Regions from separate parts of the Mus musculus genome. Here region 1 is linked to region 2. The links are chromatin contacts, found by Hi-C or POLR2A ChIA-PET in ENCODE. All regions are on one chromosome and are shown on one strand. Each heading gives the region's core, a stretch centred on a gene start or an enhancer-like site at or near the end of the contact. The rest is flanking DNA. Distances are from core to core; before and after follow the strand shown.

Region 1 (2,959 bases), core at 290-2,789, 230 kb after region 2:
GATTTTGATGTCCTTTCAGGTGATATGGGAAGTTCCACACCAAGTGATTTAGTCTGAGATAGCCTATGTGACAAGAAGCATGGAAAAGCCAGATACTGAGTAGGACCCTAAATTAGAGCTGGGAGCTCCACACAACATGCCTTGTTAACACTGTCTCAGATAAAGTGGTGGAGTTGCTTTTGGGCATAGCCCAATTTCTTCAGACTGTGGCACCCATGACCAAGCTCTTAAAGAGGCAGGGTGATGAACTAGCACTCCACCTCCCTATCAACATGGAATCTCACCAAATCTAGAGATTGGACCTAGGCAAAATTGTGCCTACTCTTCTTCGAACACAAGCCACTAATTCAGCTCTGTGGGGATCACTACTCACCCACACGTGTTGGTGCCACATCTTTCCCCATCACCCCTGGTTTTTCCAAGAGAAAAATCCTAAGCTAATCTCAGCAGGGTTTCCTAGTATTTGCATCTATAGAAAAGAGTCTATTGGAATAGACAATCTTAAATATTGATTCTGAGCCTTGCCTACAGCAGGAAACCTAACAGAAAAGTCTCACCAGCCACCTGAAAGTCAGCTTCCTCAAGCTTGCGTTTAATTTATGAAATCCATGAGAATTTTGTGTTCTTTCCCATGTCCTGTTTATGTTATGGTTAAAAGAAAATATTGTGTCAAATTGCTTTCCTTACATTTGATTAGAGCATGAATCTTAGTGAAATGTTTAATTTTATATCCCCACCCACTCTATATCTTTAAGGCACTCTTGGAACATGGGCTGGATTTATCCTGTAAATTCCTGTCATCGCTGGATCCTCTATGAATCTTGCATCCAAGATACATAAAAGCAGTAAGTTTTTTTTTTAAGTGAAAAATAGAATTTTAGCATGAGAAAGAGGGTTGAAAGGGGAATGTATCTCCTCTTAGAGACTCCAGTCATTCCTCACTGGACCATTTTCTTGAGAAACCCATCAATCTTCAGAGTGACATAGAGACTCCTGATAAGACTAATGCTGAGATTGTGTGTGTTCTTCAACAGGCATCTGACGTACTCATTAGAGTTGGCATGTGGTGCTTAAAAGGACCATAGCCACTGGACATATCCAAAGGAGGAATGTAAACCACCACTCACACTATTGGAACACTAGAGTGCTGGACAACTGACTTTTTTTTTTAAAGATACTGTTTAATCTTGTATGTGGTAGACTGTAGAAGCCTTCTGAGACACTGTTACTCTAAATTTTACAGGTATGAAAATTGTGGCCCAAAAAAGATGAAGTAGTTTGCCCAATAAGGCATGCTAGCAGCTGGTAACGACTTGGCAACATTGATGGCTTCTATAATGGCCATTCCCTCTTTCCTTGCTAATAATAGAGCCATGATTGATTTAAGTGGACTGTTTCAGTTCAGACCAGGACAAGGGACTGAGCTACATGTTTTATATATCAAAGCAGACCTGGCCTCCAGGTTCTCCTGGCATCCCTCAGTCCTTACCTGGTATACCCTGCCCCCAACCCTGATCTTCCAGTCCAGAAGCCTGGCTGGTTGCCCTCTACCCAGAGACTCCTTCCTGTATAATCCAGACATTTTGCTTCATCTTCCTCCTCTTCCTCCTCTTCCTCCCCCTTTCCCTCCCCTGACCCTCCTCCTCCCTCTCTTCTCTCTGCACACACTCTATCTCCCACCACCACCCATGGTGACTCCTCTGTCCTCAATCCTTGGGGCCAGTGAGAAGCTTCCCAATAAACCTGCCTTTAATATAATATAATCTGGCTTGAATTGGCTCATTTCACCAGCAGAGAAATAATTTATCACCCTCAAATTTAGGGAACAGGCAGGGTGGAGAATAGTTGTGGGTTCTGGAAGGTTCTGCTGACCTCTGACCCACTTCTATATCTATCGTTTCCTGGGCCTGTTGGCTGAGTATAGCCTGTCTCAGTAAGGTACTTGCTGATATTCAATGACAAATTAATCTTACAATTTCTTATTATAAACATTTTGGTTTGAAAGACAAATTGAAAACACAGTGAACCATTATCAGATACCCATCTACATTTTTTAAAACCCACAGTCACCTTGATAGGCTGCTTTATGCGCTATTGGTGACTTATGATTGGCTGCATTGACAGTGCTAGAGGTGTCTGACAGTAATTCCTTCTCAGCTTTACCGTTGCACAGTGTGCCTTTCAGTTTTATAATAAATTTCATTGCTTAGAAGATAATAAATTTATCAAGAATAAAAATATCACCTAATCCTATCACTCTGTAATAAATAACTGAGATTTTTGTCATATCTCCTTCAGTGGTGCATGTGTGTGTGTTTATGTGTTTAATGCTCCGTTAGAATGGATTTTATATGCTTTTTATTTAATAAGTCAATGATTGTTTTTCTTTCTTTTAAAGAGATTTTTCCTTGTTTTGAGTGTGTGTGTATGTGCGTAGGTGTGTGTATGTGTGTATATGTATGTATGTGTAGGGGTGTGTGTAGATGTGTGTGTGTGTAGGGGTGTGTGTGTGTGTGTGTGTAGGGGTGTGTGTGTGAGTATGTGCATAGGTGTGTGTATGTGTGTATATGTATGTATGTGTAGGGGTGTGTGTGTGTGTGTGTGTGTGTGTGTGTGTGTGTGTGTAGGTGTAGGTGTAGGATATGCACATGAATGCAAGTGCCCACAGAGGTCAGACTCCTGATATGGGTGCTGGAACTCAAACTCAGGTCATCAGGAAGAGCAGTATATTCTCGTAGCCACTGAGTGTGATCCCAATAGTCAGTGATCACAATATATGTTTAAATATTTTTTCAAAAATGTTTGTTAATAGCTATGTGATACTTAACTGCATAAACCTTTTAATTTATCTAGCTCCAAAAAGTTAAATATGAGTAGCATTTCCACTCACTTATAAGAAACCTTATAACTGTTCTTGCATATGCTTCTGGGCTTTTGCTTTTATTCTGAAATTGTGTTT
Region 2 (2,906 bases), core at 150-2,649:
CTTAATAAACTCCTGTGGGTCTAAACTGCCCTCATCTGTGCGACAAGAAGACTGAACCAGGTGTGTCTCAGCTCAAATATTTAAAGGAACTATTTTAACTGTATGCAGATCACAAAAATTTGGCATTGCATTCATTGTGTGCTGCAAAATAAGATACTTACTGAAGAAAATTCTAGCACCAGGACATAGATTTAAAAAAAAAAAACCTTATTTTACAGAAATCTTAGGGGCTGGAGGGTATAGATCACTAGTAGGGTGCAGTCTTCATATGTGTGAAGCTCTGGGTTCTATCCCCAGCAAGGGGAATAATGAAGTTTAAAGGACTTCAAAGAAAATTGCAATATAAATGCAAAATATATAATTACCTTGTTCTAAGCAATTTCAGTGCTGCACTCCATTTCAAACAGGCAGTGCTATTTCATACATCCATTTGGTATGCATTCAACGCCTATTATGTGAATAGGCAGCGAGTTGAGAGTGAATAGAGGAATTGACAAAAAGGATGTCTACTACTGTCTTCCCAAATACAAAAGGTGATTCATTCTTAAGGATGTATTCTTCTCAAAGAATCTTATTGATTACGTGGAATACTACATCAAGGATAGAGATGGTGCTGCGAATGGCAATTTAATACCAACTGAAATGTGGAATAGCACTCTGATTTAAAAAAAATGTTTTCTTTCAGCAGAACAGCTTTGCTGCCATTGCTGTTTGTCCAACTTGAGCAGACTTTTTAGTTCATACAGTATTAACTCTTTTCTTTCCCAGTGACCTGTACCTCCTAAATGTGCCAAGATGGTTCCATTGCCCAGAAGGAAGCTGTCATCAATGCCTGAACTTTTAGTTTTCTTAAAAGATGGGGTCAAGAGAGGCAAAGCATATGAAGATGCCAAAGCAGGATTTGAGACTTTAGAAGGGATTCATGAAATGCCCATCCCTTCTAGTTTATACCCAACTCTCTCAGCTGTTATACTATCAAGTCTTGGGGTTCTCTCTCATTATTCAGACTGGTAGACTTCCCCAGCTCAACCCACAGCTGAACACAATCACCCACGACACCCCCAAACATGGCACTCACACCCACCCACTTCCTTCTCTTGACAGGGCAACCCTCATGGATCCACCCAATGGTTGACTGGCCTTCCAGGGCCTCACCATCACCCACCACAGCCACCATGTTCCACGAACTGGCCTCTCCCCCATCAGTCCCCGCCCCTCACTCGGAGAGCACCCAATGGGAGGAGCTGAGGCCGTGGGAGGCGGGGACTAAGGCGGGCCCATTTAAAGAAAGGCTGAGGGCGAAAGGAGGCAAGAGAAGAGAAGAAAGAGAAGCCAGGGGAGGGGGCGGGCGCCGTCCAATGACAAAGCCCCGGGGTGGGCGCCCGCCGCTGCCGCCATCTTTAGCCCGGCCACAGGACAACCAGCGCGTCCTCCGCCCCGAGGGGGAGGGGCGGCGAGGCGAGAAAAGTAGCGAGCGGCGCCGGGCGGAAGGCGCCAGCACAGGCTAGCAGCGCCGGGCGGAAGGCGCCAGCACAGGCGAGCGCCGCCGAGCCGGGCGCGGACAGGGACGGCGGGCGGTCCCGAGCGGCCTCTGATGCGACGCGGCGTGAAGAGGCGGCGGCGCCGGCCCCGGGCTGCCTGGGGCGGCGGCTACGGAGCGGAAGGAGGGGCCGGGCTGGAGGCGCTGGAGGAGAAGGTGGTGTACTCGCGGTCGCAACTGTCGCTGGCCGGAAGCACGGAGGCGCTGGGCGACGCCTTCAAGCTCTTCATGCCCAGCAGCACGGAGTTCATGAGCTCGGAAGCGGAGCTCTGGAGCTTCCTCTGCAGCCTCAAGCACCAGTTCTCCCCGCACATCCTGCGCAGCAAGGACGTCTACGGCTACTCCTCGTGCCGGGCACTGGTGCCCGACCCCCCGGCGCCCGACAGCCGCCCCGCGCGCCGGCCGCGCCCGCGCGCAACGCCCAGGAGGAGGCGCCGTGGAGCTCGGGCTGCCGCGGACACCCGTAGGCCGCGCCCCGCCGCTGCGGCCGCGGAGCCCGGGCCTCCCGCATCCAGCTTCGGGGGCCGCACCCTGGAGGAGATCTGGAGGGCGGCCACCCCGACGCTGACCAGCTTCCCGACCATCCGCGTCGGCGACGACGTGTGGGGCGAGCGCAGCCTGGCGGTGGCGCGGCGCAGGGCGAGCCAAGTGCTGCGAGTGGACCTGGACCCGGTGGTGAGGCTGCGCCGCTTCCCGGTGCACCGGCTGTGATGCGCGCTGCGGCGCCTCCTGCCGGCCGCCGCCCGGGGAAGCTTCCGCGCGCTGGAACGGACTTATGTCAATGTCAGTCGAATGTTTACAGAACCGGCCCCCTTTGGTGCACTTTATGCGCGAACTAGGCCCCTGGATGCGGTGCGGCGCCGCGGTCCAGGATCGGGACAGGTGCGGCCCCCACGCCCGCGGCCAGACGGGACGGCCGGACCCGCGACAGAAGTCCCTTTGCTTCCCAACCCGGATGGAGACGTCTCCAGAACCTGGAGGGACACGTGCGTTTTCTCCCTCTCGGACTCTACCTCACCGGTCTGGAAGACCTCCGAAGACTTACAAATTTTTTTCTCCAAAGGAATTTTGTTTTCGTGCTTGTGTAATACAGCCAGAATTTTACTTGCTCCTGATTCCCCTTCTGTTTTCTTTTTGACTGTCAGCCCCACTTTCTGGACAGAAGATCGACTATGTTTCCTGGTGAAGTGCTGGTGTACGCTCAGGGTATTCTGAAGGCCACTCGTTTTCTAATTTTTACTGGATTCCAAAGCTTTGATCAAGGTCGTCTTTTAAGAGTTTCAAGCTTATGACTGTTAATGTAAGGATTTGTATGGCTTTGAATTTCATGAGCTCAGTGATTAACAAGAGATGCAAAGTACAACTT

Evidence for each region. Hi-C counts contacts between places; a loop is a spot of excess contacts on that map. ChIA-PET counts read pairs that join two places held with the same protein, here RNA polymerase II (POLR2A).
Region 1: a loop to region 2 is called in a map of adrenal gland, with 2.3 times the contacts of the local background. The contact joins the enhancer-like site here to the promoter of Ccdc71l in region 2. A Hi-C loop is called at or near these places in 2 of 37 maps with a recorded cell type or tissue (adrenal gland and heart). POLR2A ChIA-PET finds 5 or more read pairs at or near these places in 1 of 5 experiments (Patski).

Annotation. Positions count from the first base shown.
Region 1 is chr12:32,610,047-32,613,005 of GRCm38, forward strand. No RefSeq gene overlaps it. Among named protein-coding and RNA genes, the nearest start is that of Gm33380, 30 kb to the left of the region's middle. Within about 2 kb of position 1,540, at least 1 of the 3 ENCODE cell types and tissues checked has a DNase peak (open chromatin) inside an H3K27ac peak, as active enhancers do.
Region 2 is chr12:32,377,390-32,380,295 of GRCm38, forward strand. It overlaps Ccdc71l (coiled-coil domain containing 71 like), which reads left to right and starts at 1,400. Exons shown (of 1, transcript NM_001162903.1): 1 at 1,400-2,906. The coding sequence starts at 1,595. The coding sequence ends at 2,251.